Linked DNA regions of Homo sapiens: all the other regions are linked to region 1. A link is a loop called in an ENCODE intact Hi-C map of the cell type or tissue named here. Cell type or tissue: B cell. All regions are shown on one strand. Links, peaks and the distances in the headings refer to the core of each region. The heading gives the core; the rest is flanking DNA.

The links. Hi-C counts contacts between places; a loop is a spot of excess contacts. Peaks named below come from ENCODE experiments on the same cell type or tissue, not always from the same donor. Only the 100,000 strongest peaks of a DNase experiment are listed, where the experiment ranks them.
Region 2: it touches region 1 in a loop (3-fold over the local background); 1 of 110 quality-filtered maps calls a loop at or near these places.
Region 3: a loop joins it to region 1, with 13 times the contacts of the local background. A loop is called at or near these places in 1 of 110 quality-filtered maps.

Annotation. Positions count from the first base shown.
Region 1 is chr10:1,414,269-1,424,945 of GRCh38, reverse strand. The region is part of intron 1 of ADARB2 (adenosine deaminase RNA specific B2 (inactive)); the gene reads left to right. Among named protein-coding and RNA genes, the nearest start is that of ADARB2-AS1, 110 kb to the left of the region's middle. In B cell, for the core only: CTCF peaks have their summits at 3,687 and 3,890 (motif pointing left); a DNase peak (open chromatin) is centred at 3,885; H3K4me3 peaks cover 566 bases; H3K27ac peaks cover 361 bases.
Region 2 is chr10:1,934,606-1,945,282 of GRCh38, reverse strand. No RefSeq gene overlaps it. Among named protein-coding and RNA genes, the nearest start is that of LINC00700, 74 kb to the left of the region's middle. RefSeq lists enhancers at 2,048-3,247, 5,359-6,558. In B cell, for the core only: no CTCF peak of the experiment used is centred there; DNase peaks (open chromatin) are centred at 2,722, 6,042 and 6,752; H3K27ac peaks cover 2,609 bases.
Region 3 is chr10:1,637,757-1,648,433 of GRCh38, reverse strand. The region is part of intron 1 of ADARB2 (adenosine deaminase RNA specific B2 (inactive)); the gene reads left to right. Among named protein-coding and RNA genes, the nearest start is that of ADARB2, 94 kb to the left of the region's middle. In B cell, for the core only: no CTCF peak of the experiment used is centred there; a DNase peak (open chromatin) is centred at 4,834; H3K27me3 peaks cover 2,031 bases.

The DNA.
Region 1 (10,677 bases), core at 858-8,857:
TCTTTACAAAAAAATCACAATTGATGTTACTTAGAACAGCTGGTGGTTTCCACCACTTACTCCCCAGTGGCCACAGTTCCAATTTGTGGCTAGCCTTGTCTTCAAACATCTCGGGGCAACCAAAATGCGACAGGATGACAGATCGTCCTCTCAATGGACACTGACAAACAAATTAGTGCAAAGATGCTTTCCGCAGCAGAGCAGATGTGTTGAGTTCCATCACATGGAACAAGCAATGAGAAGCTGTCCATGCCCCATCTGTGCCTTTTACTTTTTATTTATCTCTCTCTTTTTTTTTTGCAAACTCCTGATGCACCATCATGACACACAAAGCACCAAGCTTCCGTGGGCACTAAATGACCACTTTAGGGGCATTGTCCTAAACTTTCTTAGGACATAATCCAGGAAATCAGACCACTCAGCAATAGAACTGTCCGGTGGTAAACGGAAGTCATTTGTAAATATCCGCGAGAATCCACACTTTGCCACGAGTCATTAAACACGAGGAAGAGGCCTCAGAGCATGCCATCTCGCGTGGTTTTTGGAGCCACGGCTCTGACATGGTTCTCACAGGGGTGTTCAGCCTTTCTTCTTGCTCTCACACAGGCCCACAGAGCATCCATTAGGCCAGGAGGTAGTTAGGTGTGTAGCCCTAAACGCTTCTTACTCCCAGAGCCACAGGAAAAACATTCATATCCTCTTATCCTTCCTCAGATCAATCAGCAAAGTCTTTGCAGACCTACTACATACATAATGGACCTACTGCATACATAGTGGACCTACTGCATACATAGTGGTCCCACTGTATACGTAGTAGACCCACTGCATATGTGTTGGACCTTCTGCATACACAGTGGACCTACTGCATACATAGTGGTCCCACTGCATACATAGTAGACCTACTGCATATGTGTTGGACCTACTGCATACATAGTAGACCTACTGCATACATAATGGTCATACTGCATACATAGTGGTCCTACTGCATACATAGTGGATCTACTGCATACATGGTGGACCTACTGCATACACAGTGATCTTACTGCATACATAGTGGACCTACTGCATACATAGTGGTCTTACTGCATACATAGTGGTCCTGCTGCATACGTAGTGGATTTACTGTATACATAGTGATCTTACTGCATGCATAGTGGACCTACTGCATACACAGTGGTCTTACTGCATACATAGTGGACCTACTGCATACACAGTGATCTTACTGCATACATAGTGGACCTACTGCATACACAGTGGTCTTACTGCATACATAGTGGACCTACTGCATACACAGTGATCTTACTGCATACATAGTGGACCTACTGCATACACAGTGATCTTACTGCATACATAGTGGACCTACTGCATACACAGTGGCATGGAACTCACTAGGCCCTAGGAAGGTAGCAAAGACAACTAGGCCTAGGAAGAGTAGTCCCTGCCTCCCCTAGAACCTTTGAGTCCCCCTAGCACCATGAACACGCAGCAGCCACACTGCCAGGACCAAGCAGTGCTGGGCAAGGTGGCTGCAGGCTCAAGGCCGGGTGCTCAGGAGCCAGGAGGCCGGAGGGGTTTCTAGGAGGCTTGCAGAATCCCTCAGTGAGAACAGGGGAGTTGAGCTGAGTTTTAAGGAATAAACAGGACTCAGATTAGAGGGGAAAAGAAGGACAGTGATTTCAGGAAGGGAGGGGGCCAAGGGTGTAAGCAATGGCGTGAAGCTGGGACAAGGGCCCGGGCCAGGACTCCAGCTTAGCGAGGGCTGGGAAGGCGGTGGCAAAGGTGGGAGCTGAGCTGGAACCCAATGGCCATGGCCACCTGTGGAGACTCGGGGACTCGGAGCAGAGAGACTGCTGGCCAAGGGTCCCCTTCAGTGATGTAAGCTCCAGGAGAAATGCACAAGGCAAATACCTCTCTGAGTCTCCATAAAATGGGAACACAGGCTCACAGAACATCTAGCTGCAGGGCTCTCGGCCATAAGAACCAGACAGGTGGGTGCCACTGCTCCCAGGATCCAAGCCATTGTTTCTAGGGAGACTCGGTGGGCTCCATCTGCAAAATGGAGTGGAGAGTGATGGGGTAGACCCCAGGCGGAGTTTGCGTGTGGCCATAGGAGGTACGCTAATGCCCTTCATACCTGGGTGCCGCAGGCCGAAAGCCCAGTGGATCCTTACAGTCTGCACAGTGTATACAGCCTATGCTTGGTGACACATTGACAGATGGGTGGTCATTGTTACAGCAATTTATCAGAATTCACTGGTCAGCCTTACCCAAATAACTGAGGCACTGTGTCAATTTTGCACAGATGTGTAGGTATCCATGGTTTCCAGAGTAGATGGCTCCCAGGTAAGGGACATGTGACCTGCAGGCTGGGGTCACCAAGGCCATTGTGACCTACGGGCTCCTCTCCCTGCCCCAAGACCAGTGCCGTCAGCTCAGCCACAGGGCACTGCCTCTCACTGTGCCTTCCCCTCTGGTGGAGTGTCCAGGTGGGTTGAGGTCCACCTGTGCCCTCACCTGCAGCCCCGGTCTCCAAAGCGTGAGCCGCTGGTCTGGCCTGAAAGTGTTGACAGTGCCTCCCTCTCACTCCCGAGTCCTTATTCCACCCTCGGACAGCTGTCTCTGTAAATAAATTTACCGAATCAGAGCACTGAAAACTCCTGACCTTATATTAAGTCTTCCAGGATTTATCAGAAAAGCATAAAGCTGTGAAATATCCTATGTGGCCTCATGGATTCCATATATTTTGAATCTTTCCTTTGATGTACCTTGACGTCCCCGTTCTATTCCTCTTGCCAACCTTGGCTTAAAAACTCGTGGAAGTTAAGAGCCAAGTCTGTTGCCAGGGATATGTCCATGGCTTTGATGGGGGATGTTGCCCATTGTTGGGCCTTTTGGTGGGGGCTTCCCTAACTCACAGCAGCTTTCAGATGCAGGCACCTCAAGCCTGCCACTCTGCCACTAGAGTAGGTACCTGGGGCTGCTTCTCCTCTGTATTCTCTTCAAATAACCTGAGATGGAAATAGCACATGCAATGGGTACATAGCTCTTCCTCAGCAGACCCATCAAGGAACAAATACAATCATCCAAAATGTGCTTCCTTCTCCCTGTTTCAGTCTAGGAGCTCTCCGAGTGTTCTAACTGGATTTAGATTAGACCACCTCCCTGTCAACATGTTCCCTGCCCTGGGGTTCACTTTAGGAGGCAATGGGGTGAATCTTACAATGGAAAGGACAAAACAAACAGTCAACACTAACAGCGTGGACTCTCCTGACTTCCACAACAGCAGCCCCATCTGAGCATCGTGAGTCTTAACTCTCAGCATGTGCATTTTATAAAGGCAGGATTTTTGTCCACTTTGTTCACTGCTATAGTCCCAGGGCCCAGGATAGTGTCTGGCCCACAGTAGGTATGAATAAACATTTATTCAATGTGAATAAGACTCTGTAATGAAAGAGAATCTAGAGAAGAATAAGTTCAAATTGCTCCCTGACCCCCAACCTCCCACTGCTTTTAGGAGTAAGCCCATTGTTACCCAAAAAGATTTAGTGACTTCTGTGAAATCGCAAGAAGCCAGCCTGGAACCTGACCCTGAGACACTGAGACCCTTTAATCTCCTCACAGCTGAGCGTGGGTGGGGTTAGGTCCTGCAGATCCTGACCAGCCACCTGTCCCACAAACCAAGCAGCAGACAAACACTATGGAACCGACGGGCAGGTGCACAGGCTGTGCTTTGACTGTAACGCTCCAGTGCAGAGGGCCCCTTTGGTCCGGGTTAATCAAGGCAGGTCTGAAGGAGCCCCCGCCCTCCTCCAGCCGGTGCCCCCACCATCCTGGGGACCTGACTCACATCAGTGCTCTGATCAGAGGTGAAGGGCGGGAGAGCTTCGAGCTCCCCCTGGAGGCGAGTGTTGCACAAACACACTAGATGGAGAGCAGTGGAGGTGTAACACCACCCTGTGAGAGCAGAGAGAGGAAGGAGAACCGAGCGGCGCAGGGCAGGCAGGAACATTTCGCTTTCATTGGGAAGTGTCCGTCTTCTCTACTTGCCGGTTTGCTCCGGGGTGTGTGCAATGCAAGCTCCTTTGGAAGCATGCCTTACAAGACATAGCACTGCTTCTTTCAGGACGGGGCTCTAATTTGTGGCTAGCCCTGGGCGGGCGTTAATCAATGTGGTCCTCGAGAATTACATCTTCTCCTGCTTCTGTGCCCTGGGTGCAGAGCCTGTGTTCTCAGCGGCAGGCAGCGGCTCCCTCTCTGTCAGCGCTGTGCTCACTCGCTCTCTGTTTCTCAGCCGAGCTATTTCCTTTCCTCTGCCTTTTTTTTTTTTTTTTTTCCCTCTTTCTGGAAGATGAGGACCTGCCATCATTTATCAAGGATTTGATTCTTCATCATGAAAAACCATGGTCCTGAGTCCAGCTTCTATTTGGTAGATAGAGACAGATCAGCTTCAACTCTAAATTTTATAAACCTCTTATAATAAAATCCCTCGGATGTGAATGTGCTGTCTCAATAATTAGATGAATACAGCCAACCACTGGTTACCAGCATGATGAAGGATCTGATCATATTATTTTCCGTGGCTGCGCTGGCCTGACAATCCCCCACCACATATCTGTCTGTGCTACTCTTTGTCAGCCTTACACGTAGCTGTCCATGTAAAAATACTTACAAAGTAACTGCTCAAACATGAAAATCACAAGGCAAGAGCTCATTAAACAAAGAAACGGCATGAGCTGTGCTGTGTAGTAGATTAGAACTTTAAATATTTCCTGCTAGCAGGTAAGTTATGAGGCCTTTAAATATGTATTATTATTCACATTTAATCATGCACCGAATGTTCCTGCTTAATTGCTAAATGTTTTCTCTTGTGCTTAAATTTCATGCCACAGATTATTAAAAATTGACTTTACAATATTTATTTTACTTATCTTCTCAAGCCAGACTGGGCATAGCTGATAGATTTGGTAAATTATTAATTTTTAAAGGCAATTTGTGCTACATTTTACACTCGGATGATGTCCAGAGAGACTCTGATTTCTAGTCCAAAACTTACAGAACTGAATCACTTTGATTCATCTTTTATCTAAAGACTCTTAAAACACATATGCAGAGATGTGAGAGCTAACGAATCCCTCCGATGTGATGTGAAAAGCTAACAAGCGCTTAGTTAACATTTAGATTCATGTGATGAAGGAGGAAAACTATCATTTCCAGTAGGTTATCTGAGCAATAACCTTGGACGATATAATTCATTCTGTTATATAACAAGAACTGCTTAGAGACATCATGAGACTTTAATAAAACCCACAAACATCTCTATATCAGGCTTAATTTACTGCAGCACCAACCATCTGGGCTTACCGTCCCTCTGGGTACCGGTTCCGCCCAGTGAGGCTGTGCCCTCCATAAAGTGGCCCGTGGTTTTGCTATAACTCGGTTTACATAGGGGAGCATATGCATGAGCCAAGATAAACTTCTCATATGGATTCTGCTGGATTTTTTTAAAGTGTTTGATAGTAAGTTTCCACTGTCCATACATTAAATTCTAAGCTAAAATTATATATTAAATTGGGAGTAGATTCTTAGACACCAAAAAGATAAAATGATCAATAAAATGAGGTCAGGAGTTCGAGACCAGCCTGATCAACATGGTGAAACCCCATCTCTACTAAAAAAATACAAAAATTAGACGGGCGTGGTGGCGGGTGCCTGTAATCCCAGCTACTTGGGAGGCTGAGGCAGGAGAATCACTTGAACCTGGGAGGTGGAGGTTGCAGTGAGCCAAGATCATGCCATTGTGCTCCAGCCTGGGCAACAAGAACAAAACTCTGTCTCAAAAAGAAAAAAAAGACACATCACTGTACATTTTTGTGTATATTTAGGCTCCTGCTTTAGTTTCATTTTTCTGAAAACCAGTGTTGTCTAAACATCCCTTTTCTTAGCCACACTATGCAACCAAGATCCAGGGTTCCAAGTGAACCCTTTTCTTTCCTCGACCATGCAGCCTACATACCAAAGGGGCGCAGGACACACTTGGCTGGTTTCCGACAGCACGCACAAAACAGAAAAGGGAAATTTTCCAAGACAACTGACAAAAATCAAGACATAGATTTTTTTTTTTCTCAGTTATCCTGCAGAAACTTTGAAAGGCTTGATGTATTTGCTGAACTTTGGAATGCTCACTGAGTTTAAAATCACTATTGTATCAGTGTTGCTCGGCCCAAAACTAGCTAGGGCACTGAGGAGGAAATAGTCTGGATAGTCACATAATAATACGGACTACTCTGGCCAGTCTAGAGCCCTGTGTGAAAGATAATAGCGGAAATAATTTCCTCAAGACACCAGAAGCTTCGGACAACTGCTTTTTACTGCGGGCTGTTTTTCCCCTTGTCAATGCCATTCCAATTATTTTGTTGGTGCGTGGAAGGAAATTAGTTAAGTGACATTTGAGTATCAGAGCTTCTCCTTGGTACCTTGGGCCTCGTCTGCCTCTAGCCAGAACCCACATACAACAAGGCTCCCCCGTGGCGTCTCGGCAGGGGATCTGCCAGAGCAGCCCTGGAGAAAGGAGATGGGACTGCCCGGGACAGAGCAAAGCCACAGGGCAGGTCCCCGCTGCATCTTAAAGCTCGAGGCCTGACCCTGAGCCCACCGTCTTTCCCGGGAACTCCAGGGGTGCTCATAGCCGACTTGAAATTCTAAGGAGACACTTCCCCACACCAGGACTAGGCTGCTTGGTTTCTGTGGACACTTTAACAAAACACCATAACTAACACGATGAAGTTGATCCTAGATGGGCGACTCCCTTTGGTTTACGGAAACGTCCCTCCACCGACAGAGGAGGTGCAATTGTGAACCTCCTTGCCTGGGCCGTCTGCTCCAAAGTCAAGTCTCCCCAGACATCTCAGCAAAGGATGTGGAGTGACCTTCATCGGCTTTTAAATGTACTGCAAGGGGCTTATTCTTTAAAACTTCTAAACATTGTGATCTGTAAACAAATATGCAGATCTCTGTCCGCCATTTTCCCCATGCACCCTGGCGTCTGCTCTTCCTGCCTAAACTTTGAGGTGCCTTGGGGCCCACAGCGCGTGGCCTCAACGCACATGGCTGCCACTTGCCATGCAGGCATCTACTGTGAGCCCTGGAGGGGCAGCCATGGCACACCCTAAGAAGCACGCAGAGCCCAGGCCAGGCAGGGCGCTGAGTCCAGAGGAGTGAGGCCCACCCCAGGAGGTGCAACGCCGGCCCATAGCACAGGAGTGAAGAGTGGGGAGGCAAAAACCACCCAGCCACCAATACAGAACCCAGACAAAAGAGAGCACAGACTCCTGTCCATGTGTCAGGCAAACGGTGCAAACTCCACACCTGCCTGTTTTGATGTGATTTTAGGAATATCACTTACTCCACTGTGTTCGTTCACGTGTAAAATAGGAATGATAATAAAATCCATCCTTCCACAACCCTTCATCCTTCTTTTGAGTCAGTAAGATAATTAATGCAGGGCAATTAGCAGAGTGCCTTAGAAATCGCTCATCAGATCTCTTCCCGACCCTCTGGGCTGCACTCCCTGGTCATCTACCCTGACCGACTTCCTGACCATCTAGTCTATACTTCCTGACCGACTGTTCTATACTTTCTGACTGTCTGTTCTGCACTTCCTATCTAGTTTGCATATCCTGACCATCTAGTCTATACTTCTTGACTGTCTTGGTCTACACTTCTTGACTGTCTTGGTCTACACTTCTTGACTGTCTTAATCTACACTTCCTGCCCATCTAGTCAACACTTCCTGGCCATCTGGTCTATACTTCCACACCATCTGATCTACACTTCCTGGCCATCTGGTCTATACTTCCTGCCCATCTATTATATCCCACACTTTCTGGCCATCTGATCTATGCTTCCTGACTATCTGGTCTACACTGCAGGCCACCATCCACACAGTTTCTCAAACACTCCTGCAGTAACAACTCCTAAGCCGGGGGGTCTGATGTCTCCACATGGAATGTTTCAGGGGGACCCGTGCTGCACCCACCTCCCTTCTCAGCTGTGGATGGTCATGCCCCAGGCCGACACCTTCTCTCTCCCACATCAGCAAGCTGGGCGCTGCCAATGTGAAAAGGTTGGCTGACCTAATGGGGTTTCACCACGTGACTTACTGGCAGGGATCTGGCTCTCATGGAGACTGAGTGAGTTCATGGGCCCCATTCTCTGGAGTGGAGCACCTGGTTGACTGCCATCATCCCAGACCCCACAAGGGTGGTGATGGAGCCAGGTGCATGGTACGGACCTGTGTGCATCAGGGCAGCCTGGGTGAGAAACTCCAGGGCCCCTGCCTGTGCAGCCTCACAAGGGCCTTTCCTGGATCCCAGCCAGTTACCTGCTCTAGCTCTCCCCACGGCCCATCCACAGGGAGGCTGTGAATCAACAGAGGGAGAGAGACCCACAGGGGCCTGCCAATGGCCAGGCGCTCACTCCTCTGGGCCTCCTGTGCTGACTTTGGACCCCAGAGTAGGTTAGAGGAGGAACCAGCTATAACTGAAGTGCAATAGAATGATTGGCGTCCCCTTAACAAACACCCACAGGCACACTCACCCCAGTTGGGCCTTCATTTAGTTTCATCTCTCAACTTTTGGCAGCATGAGTTGCCCAATAATTCATTTATTCAAAAATATCTTCTATTTGCCAAATCCTGTCTTACATGCAAATGTACATGTGTGTACATATCTGTGTGTGTGTGAATAAGTGTTTATGAATATGAACCGCATATGTTCATGTGATTCACAGACCAGTCCATCTAAGAACCTGCAGGAGGGAAATAAGACAGGCAATCACAAGAAGTAATGTCTACTTAGATCTTCACGGATGGCACAGTGATGTCATGTGTACTGCTTGTTAAGCCCCATGGCGGGTCTTGAGTTTGGTCCTATTGTTATTTCCCATTTATGGAGTGGTCTAGAGATATTCACCCAGTAGGCTGTGATCACACGGCTGGTGAGTGGTAGAATCAGCCTCATATCCAGGCTCTATAATATGACTACCCTAGGAGTTCCATCAATGCTCAGAGAAGAGAGACACTACTGCTTTAGGGGCAATAAATAGGGCTGCATGGAAGAGGTGGCAATTGAGAAAGTGATAATTTTTCACATAAGATGATAATTTTATTTTGACTCTATGATCAATAGAATCAAACAAATAACTTTTCTAATTTAGTTTTAGCCTTAATGTAAATTAAATTATTTTTAATTTTAATAAATAGCTAATCTGCTTCATTATGGCAGTTTTCTTATTTGCATAGAATTGACTTGATGAAATGACTAAGAAATAGCCAATCAAATTATCATTTCATGACACATACTCAAACAAAAAAGTAATTGAAGTCTTAATTAGAGAGAGTCACCCTATTCCCAAATATTTCTTACCATGCGGAAGAGGTGTCGTGTTTATCTGGCCAACTCATGTATCAATCATCCATTCATCCATCCACTCATCAACTCATCTGTCATCCATTCATCCACCATCTATTCATCCACTCATCTATGCATCTCTCCATATACCCTTTCTTATATCCACCCATCTATCCATGATCCACCCATCCATCCCACCATCCATCCATCCATCCATTTCACCATTTATCTGCCCATTCTATCGTCATATACCCACCCAGCCATCCAGCATCTAACCACTCATGTACCCTTGTACCCATCTATCTTCCCATCCATCCACCCATCCACCCATCCATCCACCATCTGTTCACCCACCCATCTATACATATACCCATCCTTATATCCATCCACCATACATCCACCCATCTACCCATCATCCCTCTGCCCATCCATTCACCATCCATCCATTGGTCCACCATCCATCCACCCACCCATGATCCACCCAAACATTCCCCAATCCATCCATCCATCTATCATCCATCTATCCATCCATCCATCCATCCATCCACCTTCTATCATCCTATCCATTCACCATATAGCCACCCACCCATCCACCATCCATCCATCCACCTATCTATCCATTCATTCACCATTCCTTTATCCATCTATCTAACCATCCATGAGCCACTCATCCAGCCCCCATCATCCACCTAGCCAGCTGTCTCTCTATCCATCCTTCTGTCCATCTGTGTTGGGGTGATCAGACCCAACACCAGGTCATGGGGGTGACAAAGTCCAGTGGAGTCAAAGGATTGAGAAAAAGACAGTTTGAGAAGTAAAGGTGGGACCAGGGGCCATCGTGATCATGGAGGCTGCAAAGGCCCCAAGCTCTGGGAGCACATGCTATTTATTGGTAATCCAACAAAGAAACAGGTGATGAGAATGTGGAGGTTGAAAGGGCATGTTGCATTAAGCACGTGATTTACAGCTGTGACAGTTTAGCATTTGCTCTGCTACCTGAGATAATGGAGAGCAGGTTCTTTTCACTCAAGATATAATCGATCCTGGGAGAGCAAGGAGCAAGGAGTCAGCAAGTCTAGACACATTCCAGAGCCACGAGCCCTGGATTCTATCCAAGCCACGAGGGATTTTATGCCCTGGGCTTAGATTACGGTACGTCAGGGTAGCCTTCCACCCTTTAGCACAGAGCTTGGTGTTCCAAAGACCACAAGGGGTTTTAGACCCTGGCCACCAGACATGTTCTAAGACTCTTTTACATTATGTCAGACAT
Region 2 (10,677 bases), core at 1,734-9,733, 520 kb before region 1:
AGCTCTAAAGAAAAAAAACAAAGGAAGCATATATCCCTTGACAATCCCTATAGAGTAGATTTGAGAAAAGTCTGTGATCCTGGACACATACCCAGAAAACACACAGTCATCTGTCTGTAGCTTACATTCTTCCCCCTTGATAGGCTTAGATGTTGAGTTCCTGCTCACTTAGCACAGTGGCTGGTGCAGAAAAAGTGATCAATAAGTATTGATTGATTGATTAATAAATGAACAAATAAGTGAATGAATGAATTCCCAACCAGCCAGTAGGAAAATTTTAAAAGGCAAAAAAGGAGAGGTTAGATGTGTCCAATTTTACTACTTTCCAACAATAGTACATATGTGGTCAATTTGTTAATTATTCAAGAAAGGAGGAATAAAGAATGGCAGAAAAATCATACGTTTTTAGTACAGAAAGGATATGTGCTGGGTGAGGTACTGCTGAGAAGAAGGGGCAAGACAAGGAGCACCGGGTGTGGGAGTGCTCCCCGGACAGAAGGCGTCAGGACAAGACAAGGAGCACCAGGTGTGGGAGTGCTCCCCGGACAGAAGGCGTCAGGACAAGACAAAGAGCACCGGGTGTGGGAGTGCTCCCCCGACAGAAGGCATCAGGGCAAGACAAGGAGCACTGAGTGTGGGAGGGCTCCTGAGACAGAAGTCATCAAGACAAGGAGCACCGGGTGTGGGAATGCTCCTGGGACAGAAGGTGTCAGGGCAAGGCAAGGAGCACCAGGTGTGGGAGGGCTCCCGAGACAGAAGGCGTCAGGGCAAGGCAAGGAGCACTGAGTGTGGGAGTGCTCCCCCGACGGAAGGCGTCAGGCATAAGAACAGAATCACGGGCCAGGTGCAGTGGCTCACGCCTGTAATCCCAACACTTTGGGAGGCAGAGGCAGGCAGATCACGAGGTCAGGAGTTCGAGACCAGCCTGGCCAACATGGTGAAACGCCATCTCTACTAAAAATACAAAAATTAGCCAGGCATGGTGGCACATGCCTGTAGTCCCACCTACTTGGGAGGCTGAGGCAGGAGAATCGCCTGAACCTGGGAGACGGAGGTTGTGGTGAGCCAAGATCATACCACTGCACTCTAGCCTGGGTGACAGAGTGAGACTCCATCACACACACACAAAAATAAAATAAAATAAATAAATAAACCAACAGAATCATGTTGTTCTGTGGTGACTGAGACGAAGAGAGAGTTTTGTAAGCTGCTTGGCGAGGGGACTTCTGAATAAAAGGGGGGACCTGCAGGGAGCAAAGGGAGAAAAAGAGTAAATTATATGGCTAAAAACCACAGAAGTGGAGTTAAGCCCTTGTTTAGAAGGATCCCCTAACTTTCCCCTGGTCTCTTCCCTAGAGATATGATGTCTGTGGGATTGGCCATGCAGCCACTGGAAGCTGTAGTTTGGATGGTGGCTGTAGAGACCCTTGCAGAAAGGGCACAGACACAGGTTGACTCTGGCTGGGTTCACGCGTCACGTGCCTGAAATCTCCACCTTCTATGTCCTGACTACAGCCGCAGAATCCCCAGCCCCATTCCTCGGGAGACCACTAGGTTATCTTCACACGTAATGGGAAAACGGTGTGAGGTTTACCTAAGACAACAACAACAAAAACCTGGAATAAAGAAAAAAATTCTGCCTTTTGAAAACATGCTTTACCATCTCGTCACACAAATACTTTACCCATAAATTATGGATATTGTTTTTCCTACACTCTCTTCACACAAGATGTATGAACATTTTAGAGCTATGTTAAAATGTGTTTGGATTTCCCAGGAAAAGTATGATTATTTACTTTTTCTCGTCTAGTAATGTCTTCAATTTGTCAGTAGCACATAGAGCAGCCAAGAAGAGGTACTTAAGTGTGTCAGCAAAGCAGAGTACATTTACACCCATTTAAAAACCGTTCGAGATACTAGCTCATGAAACAAAAGCAGCAGCAGGATTAAAGAATTAATTAAACTTTACAAATAGAGCTCCAAGTAGATGTGGAATGGCTGTGAGCATGAAAAACAGTATCTTCAGTACTCACTGGTTTCTAAGAAAAGTGAATTAACTACTTGAAGTGAAGAAGAAGGAATAATCTTGAAATGCGTGAAGAACAAAGAACTACGAGCTCTAAAAAGAAATGGGTAATTGCTACCGTGAGGTACTACACATGTTTGAATATACAACACAAACGTAATTGCTACATACAGTCAACATTGGAGTAATTTGGTGAAATGAAGGCTATTTAACTAGAAAAATGGATACCAGAAATTTTATTGAGAATGTTTTCATATAATTGGGATACCTGTGACCTAAATCTAACAAGGAATATTTTGCATAGTTTTAATGAGGTTATGGAGTAGAATCACAATAATAGATCACTTTAGAAACAGACTTTAAGGAAATGATTTATTGGTATATAAGTCTATGCTTAAACAACCATGGAAGAAGGGAACTCAGAACATACTTCCTGTTGGTATTAGAGTTCGTGGGGTGGGCATGCTGGGTTTCACCTGTGGCTGAGAGGTCATCACTTCCTGTTGGTATTAGAGTTCGTGGGATGTGCATGCTGGGTTTCACCTATGGCTGAGAGGTCATCACTTCCTGTTGGTATTAGAGTTCGTGGGGTGGGCATGCTGGGTTTCACCTATGGCTGAGAGGTCATCACTTCCTGTTGGTATTAGAGTTCATGGGGCGCGCATGCTGGGTTTCACCTATGGCTGAGAGGTCATCTTGAGAACGATTTCATGAACAACATCCTTTGGCTCCTCCTGGGAGGTGTTCTAATTGTCTTTGCTTTACGTATCTGTTAAGGAAGACACAATGAAAACAATGTCCCCCTCATCTCTCCCTGGAGGTATGATGTCAGCAGAGTTGGCTCTGCAGCCTTCGCAAGTTTTAGTTTGGATCAGCAAGTTGGAGATTAGAGACATAACTTTACACCAGGTCAGGCTAGCACAAATTGATAGAGCAACCACTCATAAAGGGATGGAAAAAAATCACCTAATTCCCATCAGAGTTGACCTACATTATGTAGTTTTATTTAATGTCCTCTAGTTACTTGATTTAATTCATGCAATGCAATTATTTGATATTGCTATCCAACCTAATATACCAAACATATTGACAACAACATTTTTCTGGTATTTTTTCCGCTAGGCTTAATGCTAACAAGCTGTTGCCCCTGTGTGAGTGCCAAGATGAGCCCAGCAATGGGACCCCCTGCTTAGGGAGGACCCTGGGTTACCAGCTTGTTCTGGAGTCCCACGGGAGAGCACCCCGCTATTGACCACTCAGTTCTCACACCACTTGTCTGTATTTGAACTACTTTGAAACCTTTATATAGAGAGTATGTCATGGCATTCTTTGGTTTTCTTGTGCACCCCAAAGAGGGCATATTTTACATATTTGTTTCACCTCTGTTCTTTTCTCAGCTTCCCAAGACAATTAGGTTACCACTCACGGTACTAAGTCACTTTTTTAATAATACTGATTCAAAGTCTTAGACAACAGTCGTATGCAATGAAATACTTTTCTTAAACTATAAATTACAAAAAAGTAGTGTCGTACCTTAATAACAGCAAGAAAAATAAAAGCTCAGCATGGTACACACAGAAGTCATGTGGGGCCTATCAGATGCTGATTCTCCATGGGTTAAGGCTCACTGTTTCCTGCATCTGACTTGGGGTTTGGATGAGGACCCCAAAGCCTCACCCAAGCTCTCTCCCACACGTTTAATCACATTACTATCTGATTCCCACCAAAAAATAAAAATAGAATTCAGATTTGGGCCATCACTGATGTTCAGAGCAATAAATGCATGCCTGATGGTCAGGAACAGAGCCCTTCCAAGTGCAGCTTGCAGTAAAGGATTGCTTGCAGAAAATTCTAAAGGGATTAGGTGTCTCAACTGGTTCTGATGCAACATCATGCCCTGGAGATTCCAGGGGAATGGGAGATTCTCTGTATAATATATAACTGACAGCATGGGCCAGTCCTCCTTGAGTGCAAAGTGAGTTGTGTATATATGCGCTTGCTTTGTTTTCATCTTTTAACTCTTTAGGGCTTAGCTCTGGGTTTCTCTTGGAATGAATATAAATAGAAGACAGAGCCACCCACCTCCGCCTGACTTAAAAAGTGGCTTCCCGATTGCCTCAGTGAAGAGATAAATAAAGATAAATCCTGGACTTGATGATGATGATGTGGCGGGAACATTAGGGACCGGTGTGAGGACTCAGAGAATATGAATTGGTGGACTTCACGTTTTCCCTGAGAATGGCGGCTACAGTGGGGAGGCAGCCAGGCCCATCCAGCAAGGATATTCATGGAAGTCAATTCTGAATATAATCCCAGAAAATGACTGGACTTTAATCAAATTGAAAGAAACTCAGGAAAAGTAATATTTGAAATATTAACATAATTGAAAACATAAAACAACATGTTCACACCCATTAGCTGGTGAAGCTTGAGACACTCTGCTTATATCCCAAATATTGGTTGACTAATATTTGATGTCATCTTTAAGCTAGAACAAAACAAGTCCTAGAAAGAGTAGAACCAAGTTCTAGAATATTGACTGAAGCCAGAACTGTCCCTGTCCATCTTGTTTTGCATTTCTTTCCACCTTTCTGTGGAAATTATGATATTAATCTCCACCTTCGTTAAACTTGGGGGAGTTCAATGATACTGAGTGTCCCCAGCTTTCCCTGAGGCAGTAGTTTGACCATGTGTTATTTTTGGTGACATAATGGCCGTGTTAATGACACGTGTGGAAAAGCCATTGGTCAGCAGGCAGGAGTCGTCAGCACCTCCAAGACGCACTGCTGCATAAGGCAGTGAATAAATATTTAATGAGACCCTTTTCCATTAAAAAATAATGGATTACACTCAACTCTAAAGATCAACTTGAATTACTTCAGCAAAAGCCATCCACATTAGTCACGAGAGAAATGGACTCCTCATCAGTGGTATAATAAACTTACGGTATTTGGAGATGAACATCTTTGTGACTTTGAGTCTGCTCATCTCCTGCTATTCAGAAGGCTCAGCTGAAAACGGAACTTTTCCCATGAGGCCTCCTCCTCCCCAGAGCCCATGTCCCGGGGAGAACTCGGAAAATCAACACGATGGGCCCCTGGAGGGGGTCTGAGTGGACGATGTTGGGATGATCTTAACTATGCTTTGGTTAGTTGCTCATCACCTCTGATTAAATAAAATAAAGTTTTCCTACATCCTGTTTTGCCACAGGCACGGGTACAGAGCAAACCTAAGCTGGTGTTGACCATAAATAGCATAAGCTGCCTCCATGCACTGCTAATGGGACCGTTGACTGAATTCTTTGGAGCCTGGGAAGCTCTGGAGGCCGAGGCAGCACTCACCATCGGGGCCTGGGCCTGCGTGGGGTGCCTACGTCCGAAGGTTCTAACTTTATGCGGATACATCCAACCTTAAGGATCTGCCATGGGTGTCTTCTTGTTGGGGGAGGCATCTTGCCTCCTCTCTTGCACTCTCCAATCTCTGTGATCTAAAGGACACATCCTCCGTGGAGCCCTTCTGTCAACTGAACATTAATGCTACAGAGAAAGTGTTCACTGCTGGCCAAAAGGAACCATTAGGACTGGATGGGAAGAAAAGCTTGGCCTTCCTTATTTTTAGGCCTAAAGTCATAGTCATAAGGATCGTCATTCACTTATCAATCTCAGTTTGCCTCCCCTCATTTTCTCTGCGTGAAAGATGTTACTCTGGGGTTGGGGAGGAGAGCAGGCAGAAGCTGGTGACGCGGAAGCCCTGGGAGAAACCGAGGAAAGCGCTGGGCGAGTCTCTCACCACGCTTTGTGCCTGTATTCCTACTGCGTTTACCAGCTACCTTTCCGCTCTTTGCAGAAGTGGCCATTTCACTTCAGAAGTGCATTTCAGGTTTTTCGGCTCCGCCACCGAGAGACATTTATTTATGTTGCCGTCGGCCCTTTTATGATGTGTGCTAGCACCTGGCAGGTGCTCGGCCTTCCGGAGGACGCGATGTTATGCTCCGATGTTACTCACTGCTATGACGGCTTTCATCAAGTGGGCGGTGGGGCTGACGCGAATATTTTTGAGGAAATGATTACTTCGAAGGTCTGTGCCTGAATCCTTCCCGTGGAGGGGGAAGAGAGGCTCACAGGAGTGGGTGTTATGATGGGGCCCTGAGTGTGCTGTGCACCCTGTGTTGTAAAGTAGACACCACAGGAAAAAAATTAACTGGGCGAGAAACAGAAGGGGATTCAAGATTCAAATGCATACTTTCAGTTCTGTCCTCATTTGTATTGCTTTAAGCCGAAACATTAGATTTGTGTCATAAATGTACTAATAAAAATATACCTGAATGCAGAAAGCAAAAATATGCCTGAATTCCAGAAGACTGGAATATGACTTGCAATTTTCTGAACTTACCAGTAAGCTTAGGGTTCCAAAACTGACAATACAATGGCTGTAGGATTGGCTTTAAAATGATCTAGTGATGTAACTTCGAACTCAATCCCTTACGAAGCCAGTTTTCTCCAGGTTCTTTGGGAAATGCCTGAACGGATTCAACATTCTAACAAAATAATTTGGGTTCATTGTGCAATTTACTTTCTAAGGAATGACTCTCAAAGCAAAATATTAGTATGAAGTTTATAAAAAATGAAGCTGTTCCTTTCTGCGGTTTTCCTGGAAGCAGGCCTCACTCGCAGAAAATGACAGCATTCTCTGTGGCATTGATATTTACTGCCTCTGTGTTCCAGGTCACGTGGGGGTTTCCTGCCATCTGCCCACATAACTTGGTACCACTCCCTTCGTTAATTTCATTTTTCAGTTACCCAGTTTTATAAACAACTGTTTCCTGCTTGGGCCTCGATTGTCATACATGAGAAGACGAAGCCAACAGTGTAACGTATCATGATGCTGAGCCCCACAAACAAGGATTTGTATTTTCTTGAATAAAAATGAACAAAATTATTACCCAAAGAATAATTTAAAATTGTAGATATTCAACCGAGTTTTTCTATTTCAAATTTTCCCTGTACCATGTATACTCACTGAGTTTTGGAAGAATAAAAATGAAAAATAATAAAACTGTCAAATATGTTTGACAGTTTTATTATTTTTCATTTTTATTTCAAAAACTCAGTGAGTATAAATAGTATACAAATATGTTTATGTGACATGTTAAACAGAACAATAAGAAATAAAACTAATTATAGAATTAACATTTCAAACAGATTTAAAAATTTTTAGGAATTCAGGTGATTTTATTAAATCACCATTTCATGTGTGTGTTTCTATGGAATCTGCATTGAATAAGTTAGGCAGTAATGATTATAATGGAATGCTATCAAGTTATTCTTTTAAGTATCACATTGTACTCACTGTAGACATTGGGTCAAAATGCAGAAGATTGTCTGAGTTTAGTTTTGTTTTTAGGCATTTAATCAATTTATCAATCCTATGTTGGTCATTAAATTATATGACTCTCAAACCACCAATTAAAAAAAGAAGATTGTTAGCTATATGAGGAGCTTGTTCACAGACACAATGATCAATAATGGATTCAAATGACTTAAATTTTTTGGAAAGCCATAATAATCTCAGGCTATTAATAGAAGAGCTCAAATGCAAAATGTGATGGGGCCCAACTCTGCTTCCCCTCCTTCTATCCAGGGGTTTCTGCTTGTATCATGTGTACCCTCATGATCCTGCAACAGATTTACCCTCTCTTTTCATCACTTATTTGTGTAGTATATACAATCTGTAGTCATAGACAAATGCAGTTATTATTTTTTATTATTATTTTTTGAGACAAGGGCTCACTCTGTTGCCCAGGCTAGAGTGCAGTGGTGTTGTCTTGGCTCACTGCAGCCTCACCCTCCCCATGCTCAGGTGATCCTCCCACCTCAGCCTCCCGAGTAGCTGGGACCACTGGTGTGTGCCACCATGCCTGGCTCATTTTTGTATTTTTTTGTAGAGATGGGGTCTTGCTATGTTGCCCAGGCTAGTCTTGGACTTCTGGGCTCAAGAGATCTGCCCACCTCAGCCTCCCAAAGTGCTGGGATTACAGGTGTGACCCACCACACCCTGCCAAATGCAATAATTTTATCAGGTGCTTTGGTATTCGTCTTGATTTTTCAGGGTCTAAATTTTGTTGCTTATCGTTGCTGTGTGTTTTGAATAACCACCTTCTTCATGTCAGCGGATCCAGCCTATCCCATGATGACACATGGAGGTGGGGCCCATGAACACAGGAGGGGCTCCTCAAAGCAAAGACTATTCATTTAAAAAATAAGTACGGGGCAGACTTAGTGGCCCATGCTTTATAATCCCAGCACTTCGGGAGACTAAAGTGGATGGATCATTTGAGTCCACGAATTTGAGACCAGCCTGGACAGCATGGTGAAACCCCATCTCTACTAAAAGTATATATATGTACAAAAATAAAATAAGTTTTAGAAAAGGGCACATGGGTCCTGGGAAGTTAGAATCCTTACTTCTGTGTTTCTTCTTCACACATATCTGTTCTAACGGCTGCACCCCTATTGTGTCATTACCACCCTGACGAGTTCAAGTTATCATAATAGATACACAAAGATTATTTTACCTGTATTAATATTTGAATAAATAAATATGCATTTATGGGGCAAATTCAGATACTGTTTGCTTACAACACAAATATTTGACATGACTAGGAAATAAAACATTAAAGGCAATATATTCTAAATAGAAGACGATAATTATCATCTCTCTCTCTCTACACACACACGTACATGCGCACACACACACGTACATGTGCGCGCGCACACACACACACACACACACACATGAAAAAACAAGAAGAATAAAAAAGAACATCCATGGGCACTGCTGGAGTTCTGCCCTGGGGGGATTTCCGTTGTCCGTTGTCCTTTGGGGACACCTCACAGGGGCTTGGTGCTGCCAGCATCCACTCCTGTGTGCTGCCTGCATGCCGTGCAGAACCATCTGTAACTCAGGCCCAGGTCTTCTCTTCCTCTGTCAACGGATCCTAGGGATCTCCCCATGAGGCCACAGGTGCAGGTTTGGGGAAAGAAGGCAGTGAGGCTGCAGTGGGGCCCATGGGCTCTTAGGCCACTGCCTCGTGTGACTTACTTGTGTCTCCAGGACCTGCTCAGCACTGGTCACGCTCTGTTGCTTCTGTTTGAGGATGGAGGGTAGCTGTGCACCCCCAGTGTTGTAGAGTGGTGGGTCAGCGTCCCCAGCTTATGCTGGGCAGCTCAGGTCACACAGCAAGTAGGTGGTCCATGGTCAGGTGGCCAGCTTCTATTAAAACCCAGTAACAGGACAACACTGAGCTTTCTCTCAACAGGAGAGTAGTCATCTGGGATGATGGCAAGGCCTTCCTCCAAAATCCTAAAGGCCTTCACTACAATTCAGCAAAGGCCCCATGCAGCATCCCTCTCTGCCACAGACACTTCAGGCTCCGTTGGGTCTGCTGGATCACATGGCCTAAGCAGCAGATCAAGCAGCACATCAGCTTGCACGAAGCTGGATTTGCTACAGACTTTCTGATTGTTCTGGGCCCCAGAACGTACACACACATGCACACACACACACACACACACACACACACGAAGAGAGGTCTAGGGAGACAAAGTCCTTCCTTCCCAGGAGAGCTCAGTCTGCACTCAAGAACTGCAGCTATTTAGAGAAGGACACATTGTGAAGAATAATCTGCTTTGCTTGAAGTCCATGGATGCAAGTGTCAATCATATCACAAAATGTCTTCAAGGCCACGTCTAGACTGTTGTTGGACCAAATGGCTGGACACCATAGCTCAGCCCAGTTGACATATAAAATTAGCTGTCACACAAATCTAATTCAGAAATGCCAAAATTGGCCAGGCACAGTGGTTCATGCCTATAATCCCAGCACTTTGAGAGGCCAAGGTAGGCGGATCACTTGAGCTCTGGAGTTTGAGAGCAGCCTGGGCCATCTCTACAAAAAAGAAAAAAAAAATTGGAAATGGCTGTAGTCCATGCCTGTAGTCCCAGCTACATGGGAGGCTGAGGTGGGAGGATCACTTGAACCCAAGAGGTCGAGGCTTCACTGAACCATGATTGCACCACTGCACTCCCGCCTGGGCAACAGAGTGGGACCCTGTCTCAAAAATAAAGAAAGAAAGAAATGTAAAAATTAAGAGCAATGCATCAAATCCAGCTTAGAATTACTGTAGCGATGCAATGATGATTCAAGCTAAAAAATGATTTTGTTACATTTCAATTAACAAACTAGAAATAAAATGACATAGTCATATCTTTAGATCAATAGATGCAGAGAAGAAAATGAGACCCAAGTGGCATAGTCTAGTCTCTTCTGCCGTATTTCAGCTGACCCACAAGCAGGTGCTGGAGCGCCTGAGGCCCGTCCAGCCTCAACCGCTGACCCTCCGCCTGGCACGCTGGGTAAGCTCTCATTCTCTCAAGTCACTGGGCTTCAGTGTGGCTCCCTGTGCAGCACTATTTTAGCAGTAAATGATGGACACGTGGTGCTGTACGGAAAGAAGGGTCTCTTCACCTCTGACACAAAACGTAACAGAAAAGTAAGTAACAGGTTGTCTTTAAATCTACCTGTGGAAGTTAATAAAGTTAACAAAATAAAATATGTCCATGACATCAGCGTAGGTACAATTTATAAAGAGA
Region 3 (10,677 bases), core at 1,215-9,214, 220 kb before region 1:
TGAGCCAGCTCGAGTTCATTCCGTTTATGAAGGGTCCTGGGGATGCTTGAGGAGGAGGCTGGAAATCAAGCCCACGGCTCTTCCTGTGTCCCAGCTTCAAGGTAAAGAACGTGACTTTGTGCCTGGTTGTGTGTGAAAGGGTTCGAGATAAATCCTGCTTTGAAGAGACTGTTACTATGGAAGATGAATTATTTTAGGAAGCAAAGGGGAAAGTGCAGCACAGATACAGTGTAAACTTCATGTAATCACCTGCAGAAGTTCAGAAGCCAGAGAAATGTTACACTTCAGAAAAAAGAAAACAGAAGCTTTTTAAAACTATAAAAATGTGTTTTCAGTTTCCTAAACTTTCTGCTAACATGTCTATGTGGCTTTAAACTGCAGTCTTCTTGGATTTCCCTAAATTATCCCTCTCAGAGAAGACATGTATCCACTCAATTAGAATTTATCACACCAGTTTAATGGCATTTCAGGCTCATAAACTGGAGCCTCCAGTTCGAGATATACCCTAAATTTAAAAATTGTATATATAATACATACACACATACATATATAGACACACCACACATACACACACATACACATATACACACATGCATATATACACATATACACACATGCATACACACACACATATACACATGCATACACATATATACACACACCACACATACACAACATATACACACATACATATATACACATATGCATGCACATACATGCATATACACACATATATGCACACATACACACATGTATACACACATACACATATATACTCATATACCCCCACACATATATATCCACACACATATAAATACATATCCCCACACAGACATATATACACACACTATACACACACATACATGCAGATATATATATACACATGTATACTCACATAAACACACATGCATGCATATATGCAGGCATATATATACACATGTATATACACAAGTATACACACGTACATATACACATATTTAAATGTATATACACAGGTATACACATATGTATACACATATATGCACACACATGTATGCACATGTATACGCATACATATATAGACACACGTGTGCACACACACATATATACATGCACACATATATGCACACACACTTTTTTTTCATAAGGAGCCAATGGTAGAAGAAATCACAGCTAACAGAAAATAGTGACTCATGCAATCCTGCAATTGTCTATGTTTCTACAAAGAACTCTAAAGCACTTTCTTCTTTCTAACGTTCCTGGAAAAAGACTTTGAAGTGAAAGAGCCTCAGAGTACTGACTTATCTTGGGGAGGGTCTCTGCAGTAATGCATCTTTTTAAATTATGCCTCCAGAGCAGCAGGCACTGTAATGAATAACACTGGCAGTGAGGACGGAACTCGTGCGAGTGTTGGTGGCAACACGGCACACAGTTTTCTCCTTTGGATTTTATCCTCCCAAAAATGGTGGGGCCTTTCCATTTTTACACTGGCCTCCCTCACTGACAGCCACCTTATTTCTAGGATCCAGAGGAACTCTTGCATGCTGGTCGCAGGCACGCAGGCACTGGCAAGACTGCACCAAGGGTGCATGCTCAGTTGCTGGTGTCTTGTGGTGAGCACACAGCAATCACACTCAGTGTATCTCCAGGGTCTTTGCTGAGTTCATCAGCACCTCAAATAGCACATCACACACCCCCTCCCACATGTGAAAACAAATGAACAAAAAGGGAGAGAGTTGTCTGAGCTATAGCAAAATGGTGAAGAGCAGAGAATTTAGGACTAGAAGGGACTGTTGCAAGTTCGGATTTGAGTCCAGAGCCCTGCTCTCATCTTGATGGAAAGACTGGCATTTTGCTGCCAGTGGGGTCAACCTGACTGTCTTCTGTGACTGCATTGGCAGCAGTGTGAGTTCACCGTGCAGCCACGCCCACCAGCGGCTAAAGCCGCTGCCCTTCCCAATAGTCATCAAGACCCACACACCATTAGTTTTTCTTTCAATGTCTGATTTGCTCTCTTCCTATTCAATGAGACCACTGTTCATTGTTTGTGGATTCAAAGGATGCCAAGAACATGCAGAGAGAGAGAGCCCAGGCTAGAAAATAGTCCCTCAAGATGCACATGGTCTGGGTGTGCATGGGGGCTTGAGCTTTCATGCCATTTTGCTGCTTGACAAAGCCCAGCATGGCTAAGATGGCAGCAGTAAAGGGAACTGTCACGAGCTAGGCTGGACCCCAGGACACATCGTTTTCAGAGCACTTGGGCCATGTGGATAGACCTGGGTGTGTCCTAATGGAAATCCCTCAGGGGTTTTAAGCTGCCCCTAACTCACCTGTGTGCACCTTGTAGAGTCCACATGGGGATCTTCCCTCTGGGAGCCTTTCCTGGACCTCTCTGCATCAGACTGGGTGCCATCCTCATGTGTCCCTGGGACACGTCTCCTAACACCACTCTGGTTGTGATTTGTCATTATCTGTTTCATGTCTGCAGGATGGTGAGCTCCACCAGGCAGGGACAGACAGCACCTCACAGCGCACCTTCCCTGTGCTGGAATGACTGATTGAGTTTATGAATGAATAAACCTGATAAATGAAGAAGAATGACGGATGAAAAAGGGATGTCTTGAGCAAAAGAAGAGATCCCAAGCATTGGAGTATAGGCGTTAAAGTGAACTCCAGGAGGAGAGGCAGAGGGGGCAGCTCAACATTGCAGAGTTTCGTGATGGAGATGAGGTGTAGATGGCAGGGAGGTGGGAGGCAGTCAAGTGCCAGGGATGGACTCAGAGCTGGGTTAGATGTGACAGAGTCTCCAACCGGTCTGAGGAGTGCTTAGATGTACGTTTAAATACACTGACGGTGTGAGTTTTGGTTTTGTGTGACTGAGGCATCCTTAGACCAGGTGAGGAAGCTGTCACAATCAGAGTTGGACTTTAAGTGGATGCTGCTTCTTGCAAACTTCAAGAAGTCAAGTTAGAGGCTTTATGTGGAAGTAACAAAGTGGTTGCATCCCCCTTACTTCTGCTAGGCAATGGCACTGCAGGGGCAGTGGGAGTTCCATAGCTGTGCAGGCTCCAGGTCGATGGGCTGGCATGCATCTCTACCCTGGTCCATCTAACCTCCCAGTAGGGACATATAGAATCAGTCTTTTTGGATTCTGCCACACCTAAGGCTTTAGAGCCCATCCAGTGGGCTGTACCATAGCCATGCATGCGTAAGCAATGCAACAATGAGCATGGAGCGAATCGTGCTATTGGCTAATCTGACTGAAGCGTCTTAAGTGCTCAGAACCTTGGTCCCTGTGTCATCCCACATCGCCTGCAAAGGGGGCCAGATCCCCTGCCAGAATCCCAGGACCCACTGATTCTCCTCTCTGACACCAGTTTTCCATGCGTTGGCATTTTTGCAAAATAACATTCCTTTTATATACACTGACCACATAAACACCCTCCTTAGCCAAACGCTGGCATTCTACAGTCTACCTTGACCTCTTTTTTGTGTGTTTGTATAGGCGTGACACGCACTCTTAAAACTGCTTGCGAAAATTAGTGTGACAAAGTCACACTGGAAGAGCCCCTAGCCATCACTATTTGAGAGTGAAATCTCGAGTCATAAATTTAAACATTAACAAAACAAAGTGAAAATCCAGAACCTCAAGAAGAGGAATTCAGTGCCAATGCAATCTCTCATTCGGTCAGAAAAGTCATTTGAAAGGCTTCCCACCCTCCTTACAAGTGTGAGAGGCATCAGCAGCAGGAGACTCCATGGAGCCTTTCTTGTACAGACAAGAAAAATTGCTTGTGCTCCGCCAGCATCATTGACTGTCCACTCCGCGTAGGCGCCTGGCAGGACAAGACAAAGCTCATGTGACAGCAATGGGAACAGCCTGCACATTTCTCTGTCACCACCGATGATAACCTGTGTCACCACCAGCATGTGCACGTTTTGCTTTTTTAAAGAACATTTGAGAATTCCCCTCTCCTTTGTCCTTCTCCTTCTCCCTGCTCCCCCGACCGAGCTTGGATAGCAAAGGGAGGTGACAGATGTAGGCAGCTAAAAATAGTTTGTTTTGCATGTAACATACAAGCAAGTGAATAATTTTCTTCTGTAAGAAAGACGCCCGGGGACAGGGGGAGCTTGGTGGCAATGGCAGCTCGGGGACATTGATGGAGTGCTGTTCCCAGCGCAGTAAATCAGTAGTGGCGTAGCTTGGCACACTCGCAAATGCGGCTGCAGCCTGGAGGAAGAAAATACAAAAGCCCTGGAGGAATACTTCCTGCATTTAAAAATTATCCTTGAGCTCTTTGTGGTTGACAGAGGGAATTTGATCATTTATCCTCAGCTCGTGTAAATGGCATAATGAATGCCCCATCTCCCCGCATTAGCTGCTTCCACTCCTGCCTTTGAGATAACCTGGAGTTTTATTTACCTTGGGCCGAGTGGGGCCGGGAGACAGCCGTGTGGGCTGCGTGCGATTCGGTAATGAAGCTCTCCATGAGGAAGCCTGGGGAGAGGAGATCACACCGCCCTACTTTCACATTACTGACCTAATGTAGCATCCACTTTTCTAGGGACCAGCCTAATCCACCAGGCACCTTGTCACTGTCACTCCGCAGGCTCCAATCATTCTCAGGATTGGAATTAGAGATCTGGGATTGGGTTTCTGCAGAGACAGCAAATTAGCCCCAATGCCTCTGTACAGAAAAAAAAGAAAAAAACTTGATTTTGGAGCTGCATGCGGAGGCTGGAAGGGACCTTTGTGGTCATGAAGCCCAGGCACCCTAAGGGATAGGGAACCAGGAGCTGTCCGTGGTTCTGACGCGCTTCGCAGCAGGACTTGAGTTCTTCCTGGCCTCTCCCAGGTCATGGCAGCTCCCTCTTCCACCTTATTCACTCACTTCCCCATACTGGTGAAGCTGACGTCACTGTTGCTTTTGTTTTTTGGGGGATGAAATCATGAAGTAACCCTAGCCCCCCACCATCAGCCACCCTCCAGGTGACCCTGACCTAAGAGTGGCCTCTAGCCCTCCAGTCTGGGAAAATGTAACACGTCAAGTGTAACTGGAAGTTGCCTCATCTGGTATGAAAGTGAGTGCGGGGAAAAATGAGTCATTCACCTTCCATCTGCAGGTGGCTAAGTTTATAGGTGCAGAGACTTTGTACTGAAAACGCTGCAAAAGGGAAATTCCAGCCCTTTCATGTAAAACATCATTAACACCCTTTAGGCAGAAATCTGTTTTTTCTGTGTTTGATGGCATGTCTTATTTAATGTAGCACCGTAAATAGGGAAGGCAGAGTAGAGTCCATTAGAGATGAGTTTTAAATTCCAGTTTTGCTGCTCACCAGTCCCATGGCCTTTGGGTGTCTGTGCCTCAGTTTCCCCAGGTGTAAAGTGGAGATGTGTGCCTACCTCCTGTTTATTAGTTGCATTACCTGAATAAACACCCAGGCCTCTTGGCCCTGCGCTTGCACACAGTGGGAATCCGTTCATGCTGATGTCATTGCTAATTAGGAGGGGGCCGCGGGGTGGAGGTTTCCTAGACTTAGAGGGGTCAGTGTGCAGGCCGTCTGCCTCTCCCGCTTCACCCAGAACATACCTGCCTGCAGTTCACAGCCAAGGGGCGAGTGTGTGTGAGTGTGAGTGTGGATGTGTGTCTGAATACTGAGTGTGAGTGGGTGTGTGAGTGAGGGAGTGTGAGTGTGTGTGCATGTGAGTGTGGATGTGAGTTTGTGGGTAAATGTGTGAGTGTGAGTGTGTGAGTGTGTGAGTGTCTATGGTGAGATGGCCTTGAGCTAATTCGCTATTTTGAAAGCCCTGTGGTGAGTGATACTTATTGGTAGCAGGTCAACTCTAGTAGCTCCTTCTTTATCTTGCTTTTATTTTATATAAATTATACCAATGTGGTGGTTTTTTCTGATCAAATGATCTGATTGGCTATAATATGTTATTTGAGCCATAACAACTGGGAAATACTTAATTGTAATAAATACTGACATAAATTTTCCAAAACGTGCATGTGGCTGCCTCTGCTGTTGACGATGTTTACTAATACTTAACTCATCCCAGGAAGATAGGGGAACTGAAGTGCCTGCATCCCTTTCTGCAGGGCCAAGTTCACGGGTTTCAGGAAGATTTGAAGTTAAAGGATTTGGGTGGATTGTTCATTCAACAAGTAATCATTGAGCACCGACAATGTGGCAAGCAATGCTTTGAGTATTTTTGATATAAGGTAGCCAAAATCCGTGTGCTTTTGAAGTTTATGACCTCACACAAGTTCTGGTTTTGATTTCTGAGCTTTTGGGTCAAATTTTCAAAAGAAGTCATTAATGGCACAAATACACAGAATGAGACTTTTTGGTCTAAAAAATAAAAAGAAATCATAATAAATGTCAAATATTTGCACTGAGGTAAAATGTAAATTAGTTATAACAGGAACACTTTTTTTTTTAAATGGAGTCTCGCTCTGTAGCCCAGGCTGGAGTGCAGTGGCACCATCTCGGCTCACTTCAACCTCCAGCTCCTGGTTTCAAGTGATTCTCCTGCCTCAGCCTCCCAGGTAGCTGGGATTACAGGCGCCCGCCACCACACCTGACTAATTTTTGTATTTTTAGTAGAGACAGGGTTTCATCGTGTTGGCCAGGCTGGTCTCAAACTCCTGACCTCAGGTGATCCACCCACCTTGGCCTCCTAAAGTGCTGGGATGACAGGTGTGAGCCGCCACGCCCAGCCAGGAACACATTTTTTAAAAAAGATTTATAAGGAAATAATCTTAACGGACTAACTTGGAAAGCAGAACGCTAGCAGATGCTGGTAAGACGTGCAGATGGAGGAGGGGCCAGAGTCTCCCAGCCACACTCTCGCAGCAAAGACGCAGTGAAACAGGTGCTCCCTAAGACCTTAAAGAATCAGCTTTCTGCTGCTCTTTTAACTACAGATGAGTTTCTGGCTAAAACCCCAGTAGCTTCTGTGTTCTAGAAATAAATACAGACCTTTTATTTCCTTCAAAAAATGCTGTGGTTTAAACAACAGCCTATGTGGTTTTTAGACCTGATATTGGGTTGTTCACATCATTTGTTTTTATGAAATTATAATAAAGCAGCTGACTTCAGTTATGATAGGTCAGCACGTGGCAGGTCAAAGTGGAAACACACCACTTCGTGCTGTTGCTTTGATTGGAGCTTATCAGCTTTTAGACCCTTTTGGAGCTAATCCATGCTTTGTCAATGCTAGATTCAGATTTAAATGCCCAGAGACTTTTTATTGAATTATTTTATATCGGGTGCTAAATAATATAATGAGATCCACCCTTGGTAACACATGGTGTTCATATCCATTACAGATATTTTTAATATATATTTGTAGTTTATGAAAATGTTTTTTAGATTTAGCTAACCTTTCCTTTTAGCAAAGATAACTAAGAATGAAGACAAAACAATGAATACTTTTTCGCTAGAATCTAAGCTTTTCATGGGTTCACTGACGTTAGCTAAGAGTGAATTTCGGATCTTGCAATTGTAGCCAAGTGAGACCACAGGGCAGCTTTGTCCAGCCGGGATGCGTTACATTCACCTCACCATCTCACCCTAAGCTTTCTTCTTATATCCTTTACTTTCTGTTACTAAAATTCACCATTTACCATTGGTCTCCTTTTGAGACGTCTATCTTCTCACTAATATATTTTTCAAATGATATACAAAACAAACAAAATACTTCATAGTTTAATAGTGTTTCAGAAGATTGTCCATAAAAATATTTATAGTGTATAGACATTTATGTGTGTGCATGTTTTTGTGTCTGTGTGTGTGTTTTTGTGTGTGTGTGTGTCTCCCAGGCAACAACAGGATTCACCTACGTAGTTTGTTATCTGGAAAATGCTTAAGATGTTCAGCTTAACTTGTGGGTTTAGTTTAGAGCATCCGCCATTTTTATGATTTCTGTCTCAATTGTGTTTTCCTCATATTTTATGTCAAAATGTAAATGGGCCCCTGGAGCCCCTCTAATGGCAGCAAACTGCAAGCTCTGACACTTGCTTTTAACCTGCTTTAAAAAAGGTAGAATTAGTTCTGTTTATTTGTCACTTTCTTTCAACAACACTAGTGATTCTCATACTGGACAGGAACCATGATATCTACCCCTCCCTCCCTAGTGTGTCCCTATTAAAGAAGCAGGCGTTCAGAAGGAGAGCTTGAACTCAACCCCTTCCACTTAAGGAGTAAGACTATAATTGTCCAAGGAAAACGAGACTTCTAAACTGAATTTTACAACGGTACAATCTCTAACAAACTGGCTAAGGATGGAGTAAATTTCCTTGGGAGAAACAGAAAAACACCCTCAGGAGATAGTGAGTTCCCCATCACTAGAGGTATGTAAGTATAGCCGCCATGCTCCCTCATCGATGGCATCCAGTGTTTACGGGCTGTGGGATTAAAACACACTTCAGATCTTCCCGCCAACACCCCATTAAGGCCTGAAGTTTTTTTCTGAGTGGTTCCACAAAGAACCACTGTGCCTGTTAGAAGGGCAGGTCATGGCTTTGCGGCTTGGCCTGAGCCCTCTTCATGTTTTTGTTTGTTTGTTTGTTTGTTTGTTTTGTTTTGCTTTGTTTTGTTTTGTTTGAGACAGAGGAGTCTCACTCTGTCATCCAGGCTGGAGTGCAGTGGCATGATCTCCGCTCGCTGCAACCTCCGCCTCCTGGGTTCAAGTGATTCCCCTGCCTCAGCCTCCTGAGTAGCTGGGACTACAGGCGCCCGCCACCACACCCAGCTAATTTTTTGTATTTTAGTAGAGACAGGTTTCACCATGTTGGTCAGGATGGTCTCGAACTCCTGACCTCATGATCTTCTCGCCTTGGCCTCCCAAAGTGCTGGGATGACAGGCGTGAGCCACTGCGCCCGGCCCTCTTTGTGTTTTATAAGAACGGGAAGTCATGTTGGAGCCCAAAGCTTTCTTAGGGTAAGGATCAGCTGTGATCATCAGGCTGCTCGTGAATGGTCTGGTACTGTGGGCCAGCCAGGGAGAAACACCCAGATAAAGCTCACCCAGTTCCAAAGCTGGTGGCGTTTCTTGGTCTTCTCTGATTCCAAGACCCTGGGACATTCCTGAAGGCTCTGGGGACTTCTCTTCCAGGGCCACATGACTGACCACAGAGCAGGCTCTAAGCCCTGCTCTAGGAAGAACCATGCAGTCAGCCTCCTGGATGCGGTCAACCTCCTGGATGCGGTCAGCCTCCTGGATGCGGTCAGCTTCCTGGATGCAGTCAGCCTCCTGGCTCAGTTCCAGGACAGGCTTGGCAGGCAGCAGGAGAGCACTCATGCCCATGGGACCATGGCCCTCCCATTCTCCTGAAGTGCTCCAGCTTTAGGAGATGGCCACAGCATGTCTGCTCCCTGCTGTTTCCACCCTGACTGCACAAACACTTGTACCATGATGAGGGTATGGCCCTGATGATCTCAAACCAAGACACTCGCCAAGACGGCTTCTTCCCCACTGGAAGTCCGTGTGAGTGCAGGCAAGGCAGCCTCTCCACCTCCTTTAAGAAAAAGACCTGTGTGACTTGTGTCACCTGCATGGAGGGAGCACGGATGAGAAGTATGTGAGCCCCCGACACACCATTTTAAGCAAATAGAAGATGAGTGATGAGTGGTGATTTTGCCTTTTCTCCCAGCTCGTCGGGTCCAGCTGTGTCATCTCGCAGACATGGAGAGGACTGGCTGCAGTGGGAACCACCATTTATTAGATGAGCAACCTTACAAAAAAAACACTTAATCCTAAATCTCATTCTACTCACCTGGAAAATGATGGTGATAAAATTATCTGCCTCATCGGCTTGTTGTAAGAAACTGTGTAATGCACACGAGGCTCAGAGAACGATGTCTGGCTAGCAGTCAGCACTCAATAAAGGTTCACCTGAAATATGTATCCTTCGCTATAATTGGCCTGACCAAAAAAAAAAACCTCATGAAAGTGGAACAATAGACCAAAGCTTTATAAGGTCTCAATTGAGTCAAACTGTTTAAGAAAGCTTGCCTTGAGCTACATGCATTATGGCTTTTATAAATGCCATTTCTGTATTAATGCTAAGAGATATATGTGACATCAAGTTAGTCAAATATATGTACTTTTAGCATTTAAATTAACTTCTTGTCCCAAACTCTAAATGGGGAAATATGTCATCTTTTTTCAACAATCAAAGCTCATTGTTAATTCACGAGTTAATGACATTTTGAGACTACTTCCATATATTGAAGTGTAATATCTGCATCTGTCCTCCATCTCTCCTGGAATGATTAAAAGTTGCTTCATTTATATTGGGTATTGAATGTGACAGGGTAATTCAGGAAATACAGAGGCAACTAATGAGAGCTAGAAAAGGAACTTTCATTATTGCCAAGTTTCCTCCATGTGGAAAACAGCCTGGAGCATCTCCTCCCAGCCACCCAAGACCCATTTTCCCCCAAACCTCTCTTTTCTGTCTTCTGGTGGAAGCAGCTCCAACTGTTCATTCTCACATAAAAATATTGGCGGTTTCTTTCAATGCCAGACAAAGAACTTTTCCATTTTAATTTCTACTTTTCCATTCAGCACCCCTGATACTAGTGTCTGTAGGGAAATCGCAGAAGTGGCGTTAGGAGGCAGCCCGGAGCAGTAGGAGGTTTGCTTTGCTCATAAACAGGAGCCACGCAGACACATTAACTTGGTGACGA